Regions from separate parts of the Homo sapiens genome. Here regions 1 and 2 are each linked to region 3. Evidence: chromatin loops called from intact Hi-C (ENCODE). Cell type or tissue: dorsolateral prefrontal cortex. All regions are shown on one strand.

The links. A loop is a pair of places that touch in the nucleus more often than their neighbours do. Peaks named below come from ENCODE experiments on the same cell type or tissue, not always from the same donor. Only the 100,000 strongest peaks of a DNase experiment are listed, where the experiment ranks them.
Region 1: a loop joins it to region 3, with 4 times the contacts of the local background. A loop is called at or near these places in 3 of 110 quality-filtered maps.
Region 2: it touches region 3 in a loop (5-fold over the local background); 3 of 110 quality-filtered maps call a loop at or near these places.

Annotation. Positions count from the first base shown.
Region 1 is chr1:116,030,182-116,038,181 of GRCh38, forward strand. SLC22A15 (solute carrier family 22 member 15) reads left to right here. Exons shown (of 12, transcript NM_018420.3): 6 at 1,185-1,400; 7 at 5,006-5,146; 8 at 7,122-7,207. Among named protein-coding and RNA genes, the nearest start is that of SLC22A15, 58 kb to the left of the region's middle. In dorsolateral prefrontal cortex, no CTCF peak of the experiment used is centred here; a DNase peak (open chromatin) is centred at 3,260; H3K27ac peaks cover 7,861 bases.
Region 2 is chr1:116,017,113-116,025,112 of GRCh38, forward strand. SLC22A15 (solute carrier family 22 member 15) reads left to right here. Exons shown (of 12, transcript NM_018420.3): 3 at 2,470-2,602; 4 at 3,609-3,773. Among named protein-coding and RNA genes, the nearest start is that of SLC22A15, 45 kb to the left of the region's middle. In dorsolateral prefrontal cortex, a CTCF peak has its summit at 3,761 (motif pointing left); a DNase peak (open chromatin) is centred at 3,739; H3K27ac peaks cover 3,010 bases.
Region 3 is chr1:115,829,459-115,837,458 of GRCh38, forward strand. NHLH2 (nescient helix-loop-helix 2) reads right to left here. Exons shown (of 3, transcript NM_005599.3): 3 at 6,919-8,000. Among named protein-coding and RNA genes, the nearest start is that of NHLH2, 7.7 kb to the right of the region's middle. In dorsolateral prefrontal cortex, a CTCF peak has its summit at 4,546 (motif pointing right); a DNase peak (open chromatin) is centred at 23; H3K4me3 peaks cover 403 bases; H3K27ac peaks cover 33 bases; H3K27me3 peaks cover 2,459 bases.

The DNA.
Region 1 (8,000 bases), 200 kb after region 3:
CCTCAGTAGCAAAGCTCCTGGGAAAACTCCTGCCTTTTGGTTTCCAGCATCTTTCCTTTCAGCACCATTACATTACTCTGTACAAAATTGAAATGCTCAATAAATGGCTGTTGACAGACTGGCTGTCCATTAAGTTTCCAAATCCTGTAGTGTTTGTTCCTAATTCACTATCCTTATTAGAAGGCACAGTGAATTCTATAAAGCACCGTAAATAGCCAGTTTTATTCATCTAAGTTTCATTTTAGGCAGATAATGTCAAATTAGATTTAAAAAAAAAACAACCTTGATTTGTGTCTTGTAAACAAGGCTTCCATATTCCTGCCTTGGTTTTGTCTTTGGAAAGTCCTCTGAAAGTGTAGGTAAAATGGGGAAGAGGCAAAAAGATACATAATATTTAAGTTTTGAAACTCTTTGAATATATCAATGGCAATATAATTATCCAACACTTTGTAGTTACATTAGAAAATAACTGTTGTTTTGTAACTAGAAGTTGGTCAGGAAATAACTTCTATTCTTTAAGGTCTTGGGGGATCAGGAAATATCCTCAGGACATATTAAAGCCAGTGTGTCAGGTGATTTGAGTATTTTGAAGCAGTAAACACTCAAAAGTAGCTTTGGTAAACTTGGTTTCATCTTTATGTGTAGTCTTAAGATAATCTCTACCTCCTACATGTCACTATGTTAAAAATATTTCAGTTTAAATTTTTTTTTCCTGATGAGATAATAAAGATTTCTATCTTGTCAGGCTTTTTTAGAACTTAAAAAAACCCATTGTCTCTACAGTATTTTCAAACAACACTTGGCTAGGATTTAGAGCCATATCTTTGACCTGTGCTTTATGAAGAATTTTCATTATTCAGTCCTATAGACTGAATAATATGTTAATATTTAACATATTAAAATTCACATATTAAAATTTATTTAAAAATAAATGCATACTGTTTGCTTTTTAAACTGCAATTGTAAAGCATGTTCTTGGTTTTCAGTGATAAAGTAGACTACCATTTAATGTTAGCATGCTGTTGAAAGTAGCCCTTTCATATGTTATTGGGAGAGTCAAACTTTAAGTCTAACATGGAATCCCATTTGTGGTGCAGGAATCCACGTACTGAGTAGGTGATTTGTCTCCTTCCTGTGCACGTGTACCTATATGAATATACAGGCTTTAATGACATCTCTTTCAGATTCATTCCTGAATCACCTCGTTGGTTATACTCCCAGGGTCGACTGAGTGAGGCTGAAGAGGCGCTGTACCTCATTGCCAAGAGGAACCGCAAACTCAAGTGCACGTTCTCACTAACACACCCAGCCAACAGGAGCTGCAGGGAGACTGGAAGTTTCCTGGATCTCTTTCGTTACCGGGTCCTGTTAGGACACACTTTGATCCTGATGTTCATCTGGTAATTATACTAAGGCGTGTTCTGTTGCTCTTTAACTAAGGTTGCTCGAGCTTCTCTTGATATCCTGCTCCTTCTTCAGGGTACAGGGAATTTTACCTCTTTTGTTAGCTTGAGGTTGTTTTCTCAACAGCAAGTCTCCTGATCCTTAGCGCCTGGTTTTCTGCTTGCGCAGCCCCGTCTTTCTCAAGTAGCAGATGATAGTGCCTGATGGGCAGGTCCACTGAGCTTGAGTAAGTAGACATCAGAAGCACATCTTTGCTTTTGAGGTATTTATCATAAATATTTAAGCCTTCCTGCCCCTTCCCCTGCAAAAAAGGAAAGAAAGCAAATAAGCATGGTAGAAATAGATGAGTTTTTAAATAGGACTTTAAAAATACTTACCTTTGGCACTGGCATCAAGCAGTTTGCTAGCACATTCTGATTGCGGTGCTCCATGCTGCATTTTCTGTGGCACTCCCACTCACTAACTCACTGAGGTGGGCTAAATATGATCCCTTGTACAGATGGGACCCCAGGAGTTTGAAGTGATGAACCCTAAGCCACATATGTAAATCAGTGATTGAACTGATGAGCACTTTCTGAACCTGATTTTTCTGGTTGTTTAGCTTATTCCCACCTACCTTTCAAAATGCTCTCAGCGTGAGTGTAAGTTGCATTCAGCGGTTCAAGATGGTTTCATTTAAAGAATGAAGTTGTAGAAAGAGGAGAAATGGATGGGTGCATACAATTTGTGGATTGCACATGTGTTTTGATATTGTACATACTGCTAATGTGCCATAAGTGTTATCTGGGCAAAATCATACCTACTAGCCTAAAGGACAGTTGTGCTGTGGCTTATATGTATTTGCCATGAAGCCTGCATGGAGCCCTACATTTCATGCAGGGATAAAGGAAAGTGATTTTATATGAAAGTGATCTTATGTATAAAGCTACAAAGAATAGTAGCTTTAGAATAAGAAGCTGCAAAGATATTTTTCTATATCATATACTCTTTTTCTACCCAAGCAGTGGCTGCCACCTGTATGGTTGGGGGCCATGTTAACCAACTGCTGCTTTCCCCCACAGAACCATCACAGCACTAGGAATATCACAGATGCATAATAAATGTTGAGGCTTGGAGGCATGGAGATTAAGAAAACCGTTGAAAGCCAAACCTGACAACACAACATAGGAGCTGCTAATTTGAGGTTCTACCCATTCAAAAGCAAATACTTACAAAGTATGTTCAGGTACTTAGGGCTCCATAAAACTTTACATTTGTGTATCACATAGACAGTCAGTCAACCTCTGCCTTGGAGGAACCACCTACTTGTTGCAGATTATTCACTATTTTTATTTTTTCCCCCATGTATATTAACTTCTGGGTTCTGGCCTTCAATGGATAAACAAACAAACAAACCCTAGACTTAGGGCCAGGGAAACTGTCCCTGTTCATTTTATTTCTTACACAGCCAAATAAACTTCTTCCCTGAGGCTGAGAATGTTAAAACATGTGATAATAGAGACAGTCACTCCACATATTGCCGTTCTTTTTGAAGATGCTATAAAATTCTAAAATCTTCTCTGTGGATCTGTCATTCAAGAAAGCCTTAACTGGGGATTCAAATTATACCTCTGTGTTAAACATCTGTTCCTTTAGTTATTTTCCACAATAGTGCCTTTTTAAATAATTATTTGATGCTCTAAATATACTGTTAAATATTATGCAAGCATTTTAGATTTTGTTTGGGGGACATAAAGAGGATTGAAATGATTTTAATAGCTGTAATTATGGATCCCAATGACCAACTCTATGACGAAGGCAACTTGCAGAGCAGAGGCCCAGCCCTGGGGACAATGGGCCTTCCATGCTTCATGCTCTCCCCGTTCTCTCTCACCACCAGCTGGGAACTAAATTCCACTATTGTCCTGAACTGGCTTGTCTATTCTTGCCCTGACTTGATACTGTCACAGCTTGATTTAAATAGGGGTGTCTCTGTGTGTGTGTGTGTGTGTGTGTGTGTGTGTATGTGTGTGTGTGTGGCTGGAATTTCTATTGTAAATGCAGAACAGACACAGAAAACCAACTGGGAAACAGCATTATGTAAATGCTGTTTCTGCAGGTGTAAGGGATTTTAAAAACGTTTTAGAAAACTGCATGGATTTAAATTTATTTTGCCTTCTGCTTTCATGCAAGATACCTGGGAGACAGTGAGAACAGACAATGCAGTGTCACCTTGCATCCTTACATGTGATGTCCTGGCTACAATCCTGCCCGTTGTCCTTGGTATATGAATAACACTTCATCTCAGTAAGAAATCATGCATAATACTTCTGGCTCATTTGCTAGGGAGGGCTGGACTACTAACCACTCCAGCTTGAGGGTCCCTTCTCTTTACATCTCTCTCTTCTTACATTACTACAGCCTGGGGTACTTGGCCCACTTCTGAGATTAAGCAGAGATGGAAATAAAACTTTCCCTTTCCTGACTGATCTCATTATAGCCACAGCTCATTAGAGTTTCTCTAAGGAAAACTAAAGGGAAGCAAATGAGAATGTCCCCTTAATAAACACTGATCAAACTGTGTTGCAAAAGCATAAAACCTGATGAACTTAACAAAGCTTCGGTGTTTTACTGCTTGTATAGAAATTTGTGGTTTACCAAACATATTCATATTTTTGTAAAGCCCAGTTTCAGGGTTTTATTTTTGTTCATTCTATTCTATTTTGTTTTGTTTTATTTTAATAATGCAGTTTCCTAGGCATAGAAGTTCCTACTACCACCATTACTGTGTTTGAGGAAGCCCTGATTTGGATCTTTAGGTTGGCACTTGGCTTCCTCAGCTCTTTAGTTCTTGGATTGTAGGAGAGAGGCTTGGTGCCTAGCACTATGCCTGCCACCCAAGAGGAGCTCCCTGTTTGTTTCAGGAACGGTGTACATAAATAAATTAATGGCTTTTTAAGTGACCCTTCCTCGGTTGTTCCTCCTAGAAGATCCTGCCTTTGCTGTGACCTTTAATTTTTCTTTCCTGTTCTGGGAGTCTGTATCATGTGCACCTGCTGAATGCAGGATGGGGTTAAAACCTGCAATGGGAAGTGTCTGGATCATTGGGGATTGGAGTGCCAGTCATTTTGGGCCTGCAGGTGACCCACTGAAGATCCAGTCACTTCTCAGCTCATGTTCTTAAGGCCATCTTCTGTTGGCTTTCTCCATGGGAGTTCTTTTCTAGAATCATTTCAATAATATTACAACTATCTATAACAAGTGTTCCATAAATTGTTGCCTTAAATAAAGAATAGGGTCATTGTGTTCTATTAATTGCAGAAATGCTTGCTGAAAGCACATGCAATGTCTTTCCTCTTTAAGGGGCTGGCCATCCATTTGATTTATATAACATATAGACATAGCTCAAATTATTTCCAAACCCCCATAATTTTTTTGTTTTTTCCTAGTGTTGAAATTTAGATTAAAATAGAAAAATTAGTAGGAGAGACAAGCTTATTGCTTACAGCAGATCAAGCAATTATATTGAACCAATATTTGAATCTCCTCTGGCAAATTCTTATGTACTTTTCTGTTGTCCTTCTTGTCTTTTACCTCCTGGTCCTTTGACTCCCAATTGCAGGTTTGTGTGCAGCTTGGTGTATTATGGCCTAACTCTGAGTGCGGGTGATCTAGGTGGAAGTATTTATGCCAACCTGGCCCTGTCTGGCCTCATAGAGATTCCATCTTACCCTCTCTGTATCTACTTGATTAACCAAAAATGGTGAGTAAGTGTGGATGAATATGAAGTGCACCGTAGAGAATGCACACATACACATATGCCCTCTGATACACATGCATATCTATATGGTGTTGTCTTTGTATGCAGTATCAGCTGATTGCTCTGTGGTGATTAGAGTTTCTTTCCATCTAAAAACAGTTAGAATTCATTTCTTAGTGCAGGATTTCTTGAGTTTCATGTTTACGAGTTTTTATATAGATTTCAATTCAATATTGAATATCGAAATCCAAGATAGTATTGAATATTACCATCAGAGGGTTTATGAGTAGTCTGTATGTAATTTGTTAGTCTCCAGAGATGAGATTATTAGTTCTGTGTAGATGAAACTCTATAAACCCAATTAGCAATAAATATTTAGAAGTTCTTACAAGAAGACAAATAATTGAAGGAACTAGAAAGACTTTTCTTATCTTCTGTGGCCCATCTTACTTTGTTGAGGAGGCAGAAGATAAAACCTTCTTTTGCTACTCATTGTCAGTGGGCACAGTTTTGAGATAGATTTTAAACGTTATTTTATAGAGCACCCTTTCCTCAGTTTTTGAGATTGCTTCTGTTACTTAGTGCCTGACCAGGCCACTTAAAAATCCCATTCTGTATGAGCTGGGAATCAGTTGGATTATGCCATTTCTTTTTCTCCAAAAATCATCATTCCAGCCAAACTCAGAATTTCTTTGGTGTTGTGCTTAATGCCCTTGTCATGAGGTTTTAGTCTAGAGTGTTTTGAAGGGCAGGTTTGGATTCTGTTAAATTGAAGGCTTGTCTCCCAGGGAGTGTTCCCAGTTGCCTCTGCTGATCCCTGTGATAGAGGCTACAGCTTACTCTCATCATGATCCAAGAGCTGGATCAGGTATTGTATTCAGAAATCTTTCCCAGCACCCCCAGTTGTGCCAGATGCCTTTCCTCTGTGCTGCTCTAGCACCCTGTGCATACCTCTGGGGCCACTTAAAAGTGTTATAAGGAAGCCGTCCATGGGGGTATCTTATGTGTCTTTGTATCCCTGGTGCTTGCCTAGCATGGTGTGTGTTACTTGAAAGGCCTTCCATATTGACTGTTAAATTAAGCAAAATGACCTGGAAAAGAACACTCAAGACCTTCTTAGCGCCCCCCAGAGTTAGGATTGAAATCTGAAGCAGAGGGAAGGAATGCTACCTTTGTGACCAGGCAGACCTGAATTCAGATCTAGTCTTTGCCATGTGTTCGTTTTATGACTTTGACAAGTTTCTTCACTAAGCCTCCCTTCGTACTTATCCCCAAACCAGGGATTGTAAAATTCACTGGCAAAATTATCAAAATTATTGAGGTTCCTAGTAAAAGTACCTAGCATGTTGTAAGCCCCTAGAAAAGGGAGACTTTCTAATGTTAATATCTTTCTTCCAAGTCTAAGGCTTTTATTTGAAAATTGCTTCTTTCAACAAAGTATGAAATAGCATTTCACTTATTTCTAACCCACTGACAAATTTTTTTCTGTGTGTATTTTTAAGAGAGAGAGACTTAAGAAAAATGCCAAAACTTTAAACTGCATAAAACCAGAAAAGGTAACCAGAAAATAAAGGGAGCTGTTAGAATATTCTCCTTGTTTCAGTTTCATTCTCTAAAAGATGGAGAATATAATAGTACATGCCTACAGGAATTTTATTAGGATTAAATAAGATAATAGATGGTAAACATTTAAAACAGTGTCTGAAACTTAGGATTTATGGAAATAGATAGAATGATACTATGCCCTTTTCTCACACAAATCACTTAATCCTGCCATCCAGCAACTTTCCCTTTGTTTTATAGTGGTTATTTATTTTGAGTCCTAGTCAGTTTCCTATCAGTCACATTTGCCACTTAGCCTTAAGAGGAGATGAACATATATAATGAAACTGAAGATTTTTAAATAAGAAGGTTGGGAAGAAACAGATGAATTTATAAGGTTCTTAAGAGAACTGTGTAATTTCTTTCTATTGTTTAGGTTTGGTCGGAAGCGAACATTATCAGCATTTCTGTGCCTAGGAGGACTGGCTTGTCTTATTGTAATGTTTCTTCCAGAAAAGAAAGGTATGCCTTTCAAATTTCTACAAGGGTTTTGAACAGTACTTTCATTACAATGAATCATAATATAGTGGAGAGATGACCATATGGCATGCTTCATTTCTGTGATTGCATATTGTTTAGCAATTGTGTGGGATATAATGGGCCAGATTCTTTCCTTTGCTTCAGCTATTCTCTGGGTGAATAATGTGTGTAGAGGTGCACTATTAATTCTTTCAGGCTATTAAGCTACCATCTGGGGTGACTGAGATGTAGTATTGGTGATGTTAGAGTTGTTTATTTGATGATGAGGAGGACTGATTAGTTCTTCACAGAAAGAAACTTCATCCAAGGTTGCAAATTGCACTCGTCATTACAGCCAACCACAAGATTGCAGAGCAGAGCCACTGGTTCTCAAAGGTGGCTTTGGTACCCCTCAAATCTCCACCATGACTCTCAAGGAACTCCGACAACAAGAATAATGGGGATGGTATTCACTGTTGGTGACAATGGATAGTCTCTTAGTCTTATATAAATGTGAAAACACCTAGTTAGGAAACTGATATTTTTATATATGTGTAGCTTTTCTATGCAAACACAGCTTCAAGAAGGATCCCTTTAGCATTCTAATATAACCTGATTACTGCCCCTGTGTAGACATTCTGTAGCTATTGCTGGTTTTCAATCTCTTTTTTCACTAGCACACCTGAGGTATGACAGTGATTGCCTTGGGAACTGTGTTTTTGGCCGTGATTTTCTAGAAGGAGGAGTGAGTCACAACAACTCTCTCATGCTGGAGCATGTGATATAACAAGAGCCC
Region 2 (8,000 bases), 190 kb after region 3:
TGTTTTCACCTGGGGCCATTGCAATTATTTTCCCCGAAGAGTTTTTTTGTGGTTGGTTACTTGTCATCATCCAGGTCACAAATGTCACCTCCGCCCAGAATCCTCCCCTGAACCACGTATTTAAAGTGGCTCCCTCCAGTCCCAGCTACTTGGGAGGCTGAGGCAAGAAGATTGTTTGAGGCTGGGGAGTCAAGGCTACAATGAGCTGTGATGGCACCACAGCACTCCAGCCTGAGCAACAGAGTGAAACCCTGCCAAAAAAAAAAAAAAAAGAAAAGAAAAAAAAGGAAAGAAAGAAATAGTAAATCCAAGAATGGCTAGGAAAACCAGCTAATTTACCTTGTTAAGAATTGCATGTGAAGAATGGAATTCAGAAGTAAAGCATACATTAGTAAGGGGACATTATTCTCATCTGTTTTTCCCAATTCCTGAGCCTTTTGGTGGGTGGTTTTGCATAGAGATGTCCAGAAGCTGTCTTGTCAAGACCTTTATCAATCCAGTCTTACAAGACTAGGAGGGAAGGAGAGAAGTTAGATGTACTTTGAGCCATGATGACTGGTTGTGGAAGCATCAGAAGGGAGTGATCTGAAAAGTGGAGAGAGCAACTGAAGATTCTTTATTGCAAGTTCTCGAGGAGGAGGAGCCCTTCACACACCTGTCAGCACTGATTCTAGCGAAGGGGACCAGGAAGAGGAAGGATGAGTGGTCTCTTGGTTCTCTGAGGTTATTCTGTGACATGGGTTCACTTTTATTCTTATAACCAAATATCATCTTTAACACATCACTAGACAAGACTTGAGATAGTGGTGTTTTAACCAGAGAATGGTTGCTTTCTCTTTAAGTTCCTAAGTTTCCCTAAAGTAGAAGATACTAAAGGAGTTTCTTTTGTCATAAATATACGTGATATAAAATTTACCATTTTATTCACATTTAAGTGTGTAGTTTCAGATGCATTGCATACATTCAAATTGCTGTGTTACCATTGCCACTATTCATCTCCAGGACGCTTTCAACATTCCAAACTGAAACTCTGTTCCATTATGCAATAATTCCCTGTTCCCCCCTCCTTCTGGCGCCTGGTAACCACCCATTCTATTTTCTGCCTCTATGAAGTTGACTATTCCAGGTACCTCATATAAATAGAATCATGCTATATTTGTGTTTCTGTGTCTGGCTTATTTCATACAGTATAATGTCTTCAGAGTTTAGGTTGTAGCATGAATCAGAATTTTTTTCCTTTTTATTTTATTTTATTTTATTTTTTATTTTTGAGACGGAGTCTCGCTCTGTCTCCCAGGCTGGAGTGCAGTGGCGCGATCTCAGCTCAGTGCAAGCTCCGCCTCCCGGGTTCACACCATTCTCCTGCCTCAGCCTCCCAAGTAGCTGGGACTACAGGCGTCCACCACCACGCCCGGCTAATTTTTTGTATTTTTCAGTAGATACAGGGTTTCACCATGTTAGCCAGGATGGTCTTGATCTCCTAACCTTGTGATCTGCCCCCCTCAGCCTCTTCCTTTTTATTTTTTTAATTTTATTGACATAATTATATTTATGGGCTACATGGTGATGTTTTAATACATACAATGTATAGTGATCAAATAAGGGTAATTAGCATTTCTGTCATCTCAAATATTTATCATTTGTATTGGGAACATTTGATATCCTCCTTCTAGCTATTTGAAGCTGTATATTATTGTTAGCTATAGTCATCCTACAGTGATATGGATACTAGAACTTATTCTTCCTATCTAGCTGTAATTTTGTATCCTTTAACAAATCTCTGGCTATTCTCTCATTCCTTCTTAAAGCTGAGTAATATTCCACTGTATGTGCATACAACATTTTGTTTATTCCTTCATCCATCGATAGACACAGGTTGTTTCCACCTTTAGCTATTGCAAATACAGGTGCTATGAACATGGGTGTACAAATATCTTTTCGTGTCCCTGCTTTTAGTTCTTTTGGGTATATGCCTGGAAATGGAATTGCCAGATCATATGGTAATTCTGTGTTTAATCTTTTTGAGGGAAATACTCAAGAGATTTTAAACCCATAAGCCAATTGGACAAAAAGTTCATGTATTTATTGCTTCATATATGTCATATAGTGTATTAGGCATCAGAGAATGGAAATAAATGGGACAAGGCTCCTCTCAAGAAACACAGAGCCTTAGGATGTGGGACATAGTCAATAGATGCATAAGTAATTAGCTATTATACATTGTGTTCAATTCTGTAATAAGATATGTATAGAGTACTGTGGGAGTGCATCATAATAATAGTGATTTCTAGTGTTTCTGAAGATAAAATCTGATTGGACGTTGTCTGAGATAGACAAATTCTACTGAATTCTGGTTAATAGTGGATCATGCAGTATAGAAATTCTGGTGTACAAGTTTTTGTTGCACATTTGGTTTTTTAATAGCTAACTGAATCCTACATGTCTCTCTTTTGTTTTATCTTCCTCTAGTGGTTTTTAATTGCCAACAGATCCTACAAAGTCAGTGCAGCAAGCTCTTTTTTCTTCAGTGGTGTATTTGTTGGAGTTATCTCTTTTGGTCAGCTTTCAGATCGCTTCGGAAGGAAAAAAGTCTATCTCACAGGTAATCTATTAGAGTATTCATAAACTGGATGAGAGGGCTTATTTCTCTAAGATTCTTAGGGAAATAATAAGGGGACTATTTCCTTAAGGTTCTCCGGGAATTGGCATATGGACACAGAACTGATCTTTATTATCCTGGCAAGAGGCCAAACTGCAGCTTGAGTGCTTCTGGCCAGGCACCTTTAAGTTACTAGCCCACCTAGTTAAAGTCAGATATTTGTGTTCTAAACCGTTCATAGGTGATGGTGCTTTCTGCAACCCCCAAATTTTAGTTTATGCCATGTTGCTAAGGAGAGAAGTAAAAGACTGTGACAGTGTACTAGGCCCATTTCCTTATATCTCTCTGTGTTGATTCATTTCAAATGAGCTCTACAGGACTTGGCATAGTGCTCTTGACAAGCTGAGTATGAGCAAGGGTTTTTCATTTTCCAGCATTATTGTGAATAATTGAAAACTGTCTGTGATTGACAGAAATCATGTAATAAAGTAAACCTTATGGTTTTTTAAAAAAATAGTTTCCAAGAGAAGCTGTTAAAAAAAAAAAAAAACACACAGCTGGCTGGGCGCGGTGGCTCACGCCTGTAATCCCAGCACTTTGGGAGGCCGAGGTGGGTGGATCACGAGGTCAGGAGATTGAGACCATCCTGGCTAACACGGTGAAACCCCGTCTCTACTAAAAAATACAAAAAAAATTTAACCAGGCATGGTGGCGGGCGCCTGTAGTCCCAGCTACCCGGGAGGCTGAGGCAGGAGATTGGTGTGAACCCGGGAGGCGGAGCTTGCAGCGAGCCGAGATTGTGCCACTGCACTCCAGCCTGGGTGACAGAGCGAGACTCCATCTCAAAAAAAAAACAAAAAAACAAAAAAAAACAAAAAGAAACCCACAAAAACAGCTCAGAAAATTTAAGTTTACAAACATTTATTTTATAAGCTAATGAATATAATTTATTACTTTCATCAAATGCTATTTTGCCTCTGGATTATTGAATATTGTTTTCTCTTTCTAGGTTTTGCTCTTGACATCTTATTTGCAATTGCAAATGGATTTTCCCCCTCATATGAGTTCTTTGCAGTAACTCGCTTCCTGGTGGGCATGATGAATGGAGGGATGTCGCTGGTGGCCTTTGTCTTGCTTAATGAATGTGTGGGCACCGCCTACTGGGCACTTGCAGGTACTACTTAAATCATGCAGCTCTGGACTGGGTGAGCAGCTCCAGAAAATTTTATAGGGACCCAGTTTAATCCTAGAGTCTGGAAATGCATTTGGACTTGAGGTACTTTATCCAACTATTAGATTTGCTTTTCTGATTTGGTTCTGTATGACCCTGAACAAGTCATTTTATTAATATTCCTCTGTAGACAGTCTTCCTGGGGGCCTGCCTCACATGTGAGCTTGCCATCCGCCTCATGGACTGCCTACAGATTACTGTGGAGACTATTGATTTCCTCGGAAGGACACTAGCAAATTTTTACAACTTAAACTGAAAAATAGTGCAGACATAGGAAATATTAGAAACTCCTTTCTTACAGCCTTTTTATTCTAGTTTATTAAATTTTTGTTTCACAGCCCTTTTTTGTTTTTACTGCTCTCAAGTCAACATAGTACTATTGTAGCATTTCTTTATTGATATTTAATTTCCAAAATTGAGACTGTATTCTGAATTATTTTTGACTATCCCATTATTTTCTCAAGAACTACATAGATAGTAAAATAAATGATTTTAAAAGGTTATTTAATTTCAAATATTGTCATAAGAGAAGTAACTGTGTCTAAGACTTTATAGACTTAGGTTTGCAATGATAACTTTTTGTTTCTTTTACTTTCATTCACTTGACAATGGTTGAATGTTTCCCATGGATGTTCTTATATGGATATGGGAAACAGGTTGACCGTGTGACTGATGGAAATGTGTCTTTGGGAGGATCTATATGAGAAGGCCATTTCTTAGAACCTGATACACAGTGCCAGCCATCTCTTATGTACCAGCTACCATGCTAGGCATTTGACATCCATCTGTAATATTCCCGGAGCTTACAAGTTAAGGATTCCTACCTTCATTTTATGGATGATGAAATTGAGCCTTTGAGAGATGAGGTGACATGCCTGTTTTCAGCAGCTGATAACTGACAGGGCCAGAACTGCAACCTGGGTCTTGATGACACCCAGGTCATCTTCCACTGTTCCCCAAAGACTCTCCTCTTGGAACTTCAGCATGTCACCTCATGTGAGTGCTGGCCTGGTCAACCTGTTATTTCTAACTGGTGTTGTTTTTGAAGTGTATGGGCTATTGTATCGAGCTGGAAGACACAAGGCTAAATAAAGTAGACTTGTGGTCTGTTTGCATCTCCACTAAACAGCTGTCGAGTGGAAGGATCCATAGGGTTGGACCAGTTAGAACTAGGCTGGAGAGGAAGAGACACCAGCTCCATCCTCTCCAGACAGGCTTCCTGCTGGTCTCAAACAGTGTTGCCTTAGGATTCACCTTGTCTGTAGCAACTTCGAAAGCCTTTTTGGAACTGGTCCTAAGCTGGGATGAGTGAAAAAGCTTCCTCTGAGTCTTCAATTTGCATTGAGACTTTAGGGTCATTTTTCTGAATAGTATGGCCAATTTCCTGGGACTTTCTAAGAAGTTGGTAATGATGGTGATCATGCCTGCTCCCTGTATCCAGGGAAGGGAAAAAGGCACTCTCTCCTTTGATTTCAGTTTTCCTGAGGTCCAAAATTGTGCTCATGTAGAGCACCATGAATACATATTTTTCTTGTACCTCTTAACATTTCTCCATTATAGTATTTATATTTGATTTTAGTCGTTGCATGAAGATGCTGTTTTATAAAAAACGTATACCACTCCCACCCTGCCAGATTATCTAAGTATTTTTCCTGTCATATTGCATGTGTTAGGGGAAAGGACCAACCCTGGTCTCTTGCTCTCTTGCTAGTTGCCTAAAGCCAGTGAAAAGAGTCCCCTTGGAGTGTTTTGACCTCTCATTCTTATCCTTGATGCTGGGTTAAGATGAGACTATCAAAATTTCTGTAGCAAAGTGAAAAGGGAGAGAGGAAGAAAAACTGTAACAGTGAAACCACATGGTTGCCAAATTCAATGTGAAATTGAGAGCATGTATGAGAGTTCCCTGAAGACCAGTACACAGCCCTGCACCCAGGACAAAGTAAGGCTCTGATAGCACCTGGAACTTTTTTTGAGTAGCTTCCTTCCCTCTCTCATGAACCGAGGTCTTCCCCAGGGTTTTGTCCTTGGTCTTTCTTTTCAAGCTGATTTCTTTCCAGAATGATTTTATCTACACCTGTGGCTTCAAATATGCTTATGAATTGCAAGAAGTCAGAGAAAACCCTAAATGTTCAGCAATAGGGGATTTGCTGGAAATAGCCTGATTATTTGGCAATGAAAATTAGTTTGAAAAATTATGCTTATTACAAAATAATATTTGCAATATGTAAAAAACAATATGTAAACATATACCAAAAAACACAAGTACGAACTGCAAGCATCCATTTTTGACCAGTTTGCATTGTAGTACTTAACAAAAAGGATTTCTGGCTAATTGACTGAAAATTATTAAGAAGTGAAAAACAAAAAATACTGAAGCTGTGAAAAATTCCATATTAATATATTTATTATTTGTTTTCTTATATTAATGTCTTCATATAACAATTCATGTTCATTGTAGAAAATAATTAAGAAATATATGCACACGTCATCAAACTAAAGAATACATGTAGTCCTATTCCCCTAGAGACGACCATGGTTAACATATTGCTATGTATGCTTCCAGAGCTTTTCCTTTGCATGTCTATTCCACAGCATTCATTTATTAAACGGATTCTGCCATGTACCAGACACTGCTTTTTTTAGATAAAAAGGTGGAAAAGACAGGGATGATTTGGGGGAGGTTCTTGCTCTCATGGAACTGATGCTTTACTTAGGAAAAGTGGAACAAATTGATAATTTCTGAAAATTAGAAGTACAATGAAGAAAATGAAGCAGGGTAATGGGCTAGATAGTAATTGTGGGGAGTAACTATATTAAATAGGATAGTTAGAGAAAACCTCGATGTGGGTGTTTGATCTAAGACATGAATGATTAGGAAGACCCAGGCCTGTGAAATTCTGGGAGAAGTATATTCTAGCTAGATGGAATGGCAAAGACCCAGGCCTTGAAGCAGGAAGGAACTTCTTTGAAAAGTTTTGAAAACGTTCTCATGACTACAGGGTAGAGAGTTAAGGAAAGAGTGAAGTAACTGAGAGGGACCAGATGATACAGGGCCTGTGATGGGCCAAATGAGGAATTTGTTTTTTACTTGAAGTACAGTGGGAAGCCAGTGGGGCATATTAAATACAGGAGTGATAGGGTCTCATATACAGAAAGATTACTCTGGTAGGTACAGAAATTGAGGGATCATTTAGTAGGCTGCTATAGTTGGCCACATGAAACCAGTGGTGGGTTAGACAGGATGGAAGCAGTGGAGAAGAAAGAGGATGTGTCTGAGCTGGATTTTGGTGGGAAAGTGACTTGCTAAAGGACCAGTAGAGATGGGGAGAGCAAAATAACTCAAGGAGACTTCATGGTCTGTATTTGAAGATGGATTACTGGTACCGTTTACAAAAATGAAGTCATAACTATATACTCTTTTCTAACCTGCTGAAGTTTAGCTTTTACTAGTGCAAACTGAGCAGGAATAGCGAAGTTGAAATTAATTAAAAATAAGCAGAGAATAAATTTTAAAATAGGCATAGTACTTAAAGGCATATACATGGTTATAAAGCCACCTATGATACTCCAGAAAAGATGACTTGAAATGTTTATTTTTTATTAATTTTTTAAACCAAGTAACATAGAGCCTTATTATATTCATCTCTACGCCTTCTCCCTGTTGTCATTCTAATGAGCTCATATATAAGGGAAAATCATTTGGTTAGGATAACTAGACCATGAAGAACCAGGCGTTGAAGATGCCCAGAACCAGAAGTCAGATGCTTCTCATTTCAGCTCCCCATCCTCTCTGAGAAGCTTCCTCTGCATAGTCACAGACAGGGCCCAGCAGCTCCAAGTCTAGTATTTAAAGTCTTGGGTAAGGCCTCTGATCGGCTCAGCTGATTGGGGTCACCCTGCAGTTAGAGGAACTATACTTGGCAGGCCCCATTTGAACCACAGAGATGAAGTCAGGGAAGTCGGTTCTCCAACAGTGGGTGGGACATTCTTGGAATTAGGAAGGAGAACCAGGTAGCAAATATTCTGTGATAGATTCAACAGGAGGCTTTCAGATGGCTTTTTTTTTTGAGGTTAATAAATAGAAGGGCTAAATCCAGATTACATTAGGACAATATCGAACATTTGTATAACATGAGGTAGGCACTGTTATTTCTGTTTCACCAATAAGAA
Region 3 (8,000 bases):
GATCTCCTCCCCCAGGCTTGATCCAGAGCTTATATAAGGCATGATGTCAGCACAGAGCCTTCTCCAGACACACGCAGAACCAGCCCACACGGAGGCCTCCCTCACCTGCTGCTTTGCAGTCCCTTTGAAGTTTCGGACTCTCCGAGTGGCACCAGAGGACAAGTCCACTGAGCAGGGCCCATTTCTAGTCCAGGGCCTACGCCGCTTAAGGGAAAACCTGTTCTCACTTTCAGTTGCTGTCGTGTATTTTTATTTATTTTCACAACAAAGGAAACGTATTTTTTTTCCTTTTATCAAAGTATTTGCTTTTTAATTGTATTGCCCTAAAGACTCATTTTCCCATTTCAATCCTAACTAGCAATGTGACCTAGGGCATATCACCTAACTTCGTGTCTCAGTGTCTTCATCTATAATTTAGGAATAATAACACCTTCTACTTCACTGAATTTTTAGAGAATTAAATGAGGTAATAATGGACAGTGCCTCGCACAGGGTGAATGCTATGCCTATGCAGTTTTTGCTGATGCTATTAGTCCCTAGGCCGCAGCCCAGGGTAGACAGTGTGGGGTCTATGTGTGGAAGGAGCACAGGATTGGTGTGAAAGGCTTCTAGGTGGCTCCGCCCTGCAGGATGTTGAGACTGTGAGCAAGTCACTTAACCACTCAGGTCAGCTGAGCCCTCTCTACCAGGGGCCTGAGGGACTCACAGACACAGAATATGCAACAGACCTCAAAGAGAGGCCCTGGCCTGTTGTAAATGACCCTCAGGCTCCAGGCTGCTGCTGCCAGGGAAGTCTAGGAGGTCCTCACTCCAAAGTTCCCTCCTGAGTTTAGTGCCTGGCCAATGGCTGAAAGAGTCCACCCGATTTTTATTTAATCTTTAAAATCTGCCTAAATTGGAATCTGGCAGCATATCCACTCTAACATGTTCCAGCAGTCCCTGATAGCTTCCCCTTTACCTGTGGCTGTATTTAGCCAGCCCCCCGCTGTCAGCTACCCCAGTACACCCCGCAGGGCAACTTTGGGCCATGGATAGGCTTCTGTGCTCAATTCTCCATCTCCTACTAACTGGCTGTGGCCTTGAACCAGTTACTTAATTCTGTGCCTCAGTTTTTCCACCTGTAAAATAGGGAAAATATAGTACCTAGCCAGTAGCATTGTTAGGAGAATTAATTAAGTTAACTCATGTTAAGTACTTAGAACATGTCTTGTGCTTATAAAGAGCTCAATAGCACTCACTATATTAGCATTTATGGCAGGAAACCTTTTTAACAATGAATTAAACAGTTTAATTATTCTTGAGATAATGGAGAGAGAAATTGTTGGAATTTCCTGCTTCATTTCAGTAAGTATTTCCAGGTCAGGAGGGAGTTCTTCATCTCCTTGCTGATCATTCCAGCAATATATCAGAAAAAGGGAAGATTTCAGGGGCTTCTTGAATCAGGAGAAAGGTGGTGTGATTGGTAGATATGTATATGGGGGCGGGTCCTCTTAGGATTCCCTGGGGTTAGGATGGAATAACTGAAAATAAAAGGCCACTGGAGTCAGTCTGCCAAGAGGGACAGAGGATCATTGACCAAAGACAAAGAAAAAAACTTTCTCCAGAGATGACTCTGTGGAGCAATACCTGGTGCATTCACAAAAAGTAACCAGGGCTGGAGATGGTTCTCTGAGTGGCATGAGGTGACTTGTGCTAAAGGGTGGAGCTCTGTGAAAGAGGGTGGTGGCCTTAGTTTAAGCGGGAGTCGACTTCCTGGTGAGTAAAAATCAACTGGCACAAATTTTCTGAGCAACTACATTTTAAAAAACGCTCTTATGGAAAACTGTTAAAACATCTCCAAAAGCCAAGAGAATAGTGAAATGGATTCAAATATACACAACACCAATAAGTACATTTCATTTATTTTCTTATCCTGTCTTTCTCACTACCCCTTAAGACTTTTTGAAGCAAATCCCAAACATCACATCATTTCATCCATGAAGACATCAGTAAGTATCTCTTAAAAGATAAGGACTCTTTTTTCTTTTAACAACAAATATACCATTATCACAGTAAAACGAACAGTATTTCCTGAAAATCATCTGTGAGCACTTGCATATTTGAGGGGACTTTCACAGCTGATCTAACCCACCTTCCCTGATGACTTTTCCTTCTATCTTAAAAATGTACCCCTTGTCTGGCTGGGCGCGGTGGCTCACGCCTGTAATCCCAGCACTTTGAAAGGCCTAGGGGGGGGCGGATCACCTGAGGTCAGGAGTTCAAGACCAGCCTGGCCAACATGGTGAAACCCCGTCTCTACAAAAAATACAAAAAATTAGCTGGGCATGGTGGTACATGCCTGTAATCCCAGCTACTCGGGAGGCTGAGCCAGAAGAATTGCCTGAACCTGGGAGGTGGAGGTTGCAGTGAGCCAAGATTGCGCCACTGCACCACTGCAGCCTGGGCCACAGAGCGAGACTTGGTCTCAAAAAAAAAAAAAAAAATTTACCCCTTGTCGTCCTTAACTTTGGCAATTGCTCGTACACACACATTGGATGTGAGTGCCCGCTCATCCCCCTCTGCCTGACCTATCATGGGTGAGCAGGCCTGAAAACTGGCCCTCTGCTTCTAGACCTATCTTTAAAAATTAGCTTTGACAGAGTCTGTGCTTCTGACCAGTCTGCTATAGTGCTTATCACAGCATTCGTGCTATGGGAAAAACCAAGGTAAAAGAGAAAAGGCATAGACTGGGCCTTTATCATGAGTCGAGTGGGGCTTTCAGACCTGTAGATAACTCTACAGGTGTGCATGTGTGGTGTATTCCATGGATGACTATTAATTTACCTATGCTTCCTGTCTTAGAAGATGGGGATGATTTCTGGCTGACTGTTGAGTTAGTAATGTATCATATGCAGATGGATATAGTTGGTGGAAACCACAAATCATTACTATATTAAAGAATTAAAGCTGATTTTAGCTTATCCTATGTTAATTCCTGTGCATATTATAAATACAAAGGTAATGAAAATAGCTCACATTTATTGAGCACTTCCCATGTATTCCTATTCTGATAAGCACTATACATTATCCCATGGAAACCTCATGACATGCATTTGAGATTGGTACATACGTTGTCCCATCTTATGGATGAAAATGGAGGCTTGAGGAGATATAGTAACATGTTCAATGTCATACACTTAGAATAATTGGAGCCAGGGCCCGAACTTGGCTCCAGAGTCTTGGGTCTCAAACACAGAGATGGGAGAAACAGGTAAATTCAGTTAAAACGATGTATGTATGTGGGACTCAGAGAACAGAGCAGCTAATGCTTCTGAAAGAAACGGAAAGCTTTGTAATGATACGTGTGGTTACGTGTGGTCTGAGTTGGGTCACAGTGGAATCATCGGAATTTTCTGGGTAAAAAATGAGGTTAGGGGAGAGCATTGTGAGTAAAGGGGAAGTAAATACAAAGGCCCAGGTCGTAAAAGAAAAAGACTTGGCCTCTCTGGGGAAGTGAGGAAACCGAGTTTGCAGGAATATTTAATCTCTGGAGAGTGGCTGAAAATGGCACTAGTGAGGGTCTGGAACAAGACTGTGAAACATTTCTATGCCTAGATTGGGAACTTGAATTTTATTAAAAAATAAAATGGACATTCACGAAGGAGGATGGCACGCTAATTTTTAAAGATAGGTCTAGAAGCAGCGTGAGAATGGGCTGGAAGGTGCAGAGGAGTGTGGATGGAGCCAGCCTCACCCATGTGGTAGTGAATGACGGTGCCCTGGTGGGGGAGTTGTCACAGGGCCACCATTATCCTATAGTGTTTTCTTGCAAAGTAGAAAAATGCTCCCCTTCCTCCAGGTAGTCCAACTTCAAGCCAAGGCACATGCTTGACTTGGCATACAGAGCACAGGCTTGGTTTTGGCCTCCACTGGTCCCATTGGTTGGGCAGCTGTGTGTACTGCAGACGCAGCACTCCTTAGGCATTACATGAGCTGAAGCTTTCCCTAGGCACATGGATGGAAAGATGCAGTGCAGGCACCAAGGGGGGTGGTGTGTGAGTGGCACAGCTACCCCTCTATCAAAGGACAACTCTAGAGGATGATGGGTAGGGGCAGGCACTTTGATAAACTGATAAACATGGCTTCATGGCCCTAAGCAAGTCATCTAATTTCTTTAAGCCTCAAATTCCTCATCTGTTAAATGGAGACAATAAAAGTACCTACCTCACTGGGTGGTTGTGAGAATTACAGGAGATAATGCATGCAAAGCACTTTAGTAAGCATGTAGTATACACTCAACCCACATTAGCTATTATTTCGACTACTAATACTGATAAATGAGATAGCACATCTAAATATGGAAAAGGGTATTGGCTGTGCATGCTCTTAAGTTGGCCCTCTTCTCCCCTTAAATTCTCTCCACCCCAAACATCAGCAAGAAAACTGGTAGCCAGAGACAGCAGTGAGGAGAGTTGGATAAATCACAGCATCACAGAGGCTGGCTCTGGCTACTCGCCTTATCATAGTGCTCTGGTGATACGTGTTCATGGGGCAGGGCCACTGGAGGGAGCTCCTGCAAACAGCATTCCTGTGGGAAGCGGGTATTCCCTCCAGAGTCCCCCACTCCCACCCAGTCTCATTTCCTCCTTACCCATTCCTCTCTCCTCAGTCGGCCCTTCCTTTACCATCCCATCCCATCATACACTGCCCCTCCTCTTCCCCTCTCCCTGGAGAGGAAGGTTGTTTTGCCCAATACTTTTACCCTTGTTCTCTGGAAGTTTCCGGGCAGTGGTAGAAGTGAGGGGAAGTCCATTTGGGTGGAGAAATATTCAGCACAGGCAGTCTTGTCCGCTGGGCCAGCTGGGGCTAGGCTTTCTGGGGAGCAGCAATGGCCTGGCAAGTTGTTGAGTGGCTGTGGGCAAAGAGAAGAAGGTGAAGGGACAGCAGGAAGACATGTGGTTCTGGGTCTGTTTGGTGAAAGACCAAGCTCAGGGTAAAGGATGAGGCTGGGGCCAGCTGCGGAAAGGTAAGTGACCTGCACAGACTGTTTTGGTCGCATGAGCACTCAGAACATTTTAATAGGATGAGAAAAGAAAAGGCAGTGCCAGTGGCAGCAACTGTATAAGCTGGTCCAGCAGGCCTAAGTCTCTAGGCAGAGGGTACCAATGTATTTCCTCAGAGAGGCTTTCTCCAACAGCCCTCTCTAAAATGCTACCCAGCACCAGCACGTCCAGCCCCCATCCTGTGTTCTTTACCCTGCTTATTTTTCTTCATAGCATTTAGCAATATCTAAAATCAAATATTGGGGGTTTTTTCGCTTCAGTGTACTGCTTTTCTCCAGTAGACTTTGTCTCATGTGTTGCTCTATTTTCAGCATTTAGAACAATGTTTGGCACACAGTGGGTCCTCAATAAACAAAGGTTAAATGTAAGAATGAATGCTCACCATCGTCATTCAAAGAAGAATCGAGACCTCATGGATGGGCGAATAATCACTGTGTCTGCGCTGTGCTCAGGGAATGAGCCAGTCACCCTCTGGTCTAGCAGACTGCCACCATGCTTGTCTCTCTTGGAGGGTGCTCAGCAGCTTTGGATTTGAAATGACATTGCAAAGATCCTCTCCTGAAATCACATGGGTTGCATAGCTAGGAAGGGATGCTGCCCTTTGTCCAAATCCCTAAGGCCCTTTGTCCAAATCCCAAGGGCCTTTTGTCTAGGGGAGTGTATCAGTAGGTTCCTCCTACATGTGAATGGGAGGTCTGTGTTGGTCAGTTGGAAGTTGGGCCCCTAAACTGGGAAAGACAGGCACTTGGAAGGTTTCCAGAGGTTAGAAGTTGACTTCATACCCTTGGCATAGGAGCAGGGCTAATTATTCTCTTGTATAATAGAGAGGTGCTATAAGAACTAGGAGTGGTTATCCTTCCACACTGCCTAGAGGTGAGAAGGCCTACAGGCACTCATGTGTTTTGCAGGTCACAGAGTAACCAGTCATTGCTCTAGTGGCCAGGACATTGTCCAGATACAAGGCAACAGAAGGTGCTGTTCTTTTTCACACACTAGGAAGTACTTTCCTACTATACACCTTCATATAAGGGAGAGGATGAGGTCCTACCTAGTAGGTATCTGTGAAGCTGACAAGAAGACACCTGGGTGAAAAGTGAAGAATACCAGCAATCCCACAGACATTTTATATGCATAAGGCCAAGCATCCATCTAACTGCATTTACTCTGAAACCAGAGATTTGGTGTGATATAGACTCATACTTCATAATATTCTATATATGCATATGTACATATAGTTTTTAAGTCATTTATGTCTTCTATTTGTAAGCAATACATTTCGCATTTTTATACTAGCCACAGGTTTTTGCAGATGTCATTCTTCTTATCTCAAGGTTGGTCCAGGGCTCAATTTTTTTTCTTGTTTGCGGATGCCCTGTCTTGAATCTGTGTACTGATTGGATGTTTGAGTATTACAATAGTAATACACACCTTGTTCTTAATAAGTGCCATGAGGATTGAGAGTCATCACATCAGGGATCTTCTTCTCACTGCCATTAAATAGCTATGTGTTTTAGTGTAGGTCACTCCTTGGGCCTCAGTTTCCCAACTCTAATTTGAAGAGGCTGGGTTAGAGAGTTATTAAGTTTTCTTTTAGAGGCAAAGAATCCACAATTCAAGTAATATTTTATATAAACACTATACTTCTTTTCCTCATTGTAGAATGATCTATGTCACCATCATATGTAGGGCATCTATTTATGGGACTGATCCACGTCCAAATTTGAGCATCAAATATTTCACTACATAAATATGTTTATGTTAAGATTTTGTTGTGCTTACCAGTTCCTTTCTAAGGAATTGAGTCCATTAAGATATTTCATGCTCAGCTAACATGTCCATTATTTTTAGACAGTGTGCTTAAAATAAAAGAGAGGACTTTATTTGATACCTTTATTTATATGCAAAACAGCGCACCATTCATGAGATATGAAAAACTCGTCAGATAGAAACCAGATTATATCTATTTTCACTACAAAATATTGCATTATATAAAGCAACAGAGACACAAAAAAACCCTGAAAAAGACTAAAATCTTTGGATAGCAGATGTGGTTTTTTTCCCTTGTCTCTAAAATACACTCCTTGTTTTAAGAGTTTCACAGCAGAGAACATGAAACATTTTCAGGTTATAGACTTTTCTTTTTGGTGTCACAGAGGAAAGTAGTTCTGAATTCTTTTTTTCTTTTTTTTTTAGGAAAATAACTTAATTTGCTAAATTCATCACACGCACAAACATCACACACACAAAGAAGCTACTCTCCTTATAAACAGCTTGTAAAGGACTTCTCAGACATAACTACAGATAAGAATAATACACTTTTTAAAAAACTATAATAGTGAAGTGCTAGTGTTGCTGATCTCACAACAAAAGAACCTTTCAAGAACAAACATCTTAATATATAAAATATGTTTAGAAACAGGGAGAAGTGGGAAATTTGTTATACAAGTGCAATATAATTAGAGCAGAAAGAAAGACCACAGTATAATCTCAACAAACACGTAAAAAGTTAGACATAATTATTCCACAGGAAAAAGTGTAAACACTTGACTATAAATAAATTGGCACAGAGTATCCAAAGTAAAAGTATCACCACTCTGAAAAATAAATGTCTTGAAAAAAATACTCTACTCCTTCTAACATAAATAAAAATAGGTTGTCTTTTTCTAACTGCACCTATGGGTCCACATGTTTAAGGTCACAAATAGATGTTTTTGGATATATAAAGGGGCACTTCGCCTGCAAAAGTAATCAGATATTAAAGTTTCCATTTAAATATGGATTTTCCTGTCTACCTTGGTGTCATATCTTGGGGATAAAATATCACCAAGCTCAGATCCTCCCACAGTGTGTCTACTTGTTCTCAATTTGTCTTTTTAAACTTACTAAATATTCAGGGTTTATTTGGATTCTAATATAATCTTTATTTTCACAACAGAAAGGAAAGTTTCCAGTCGCACC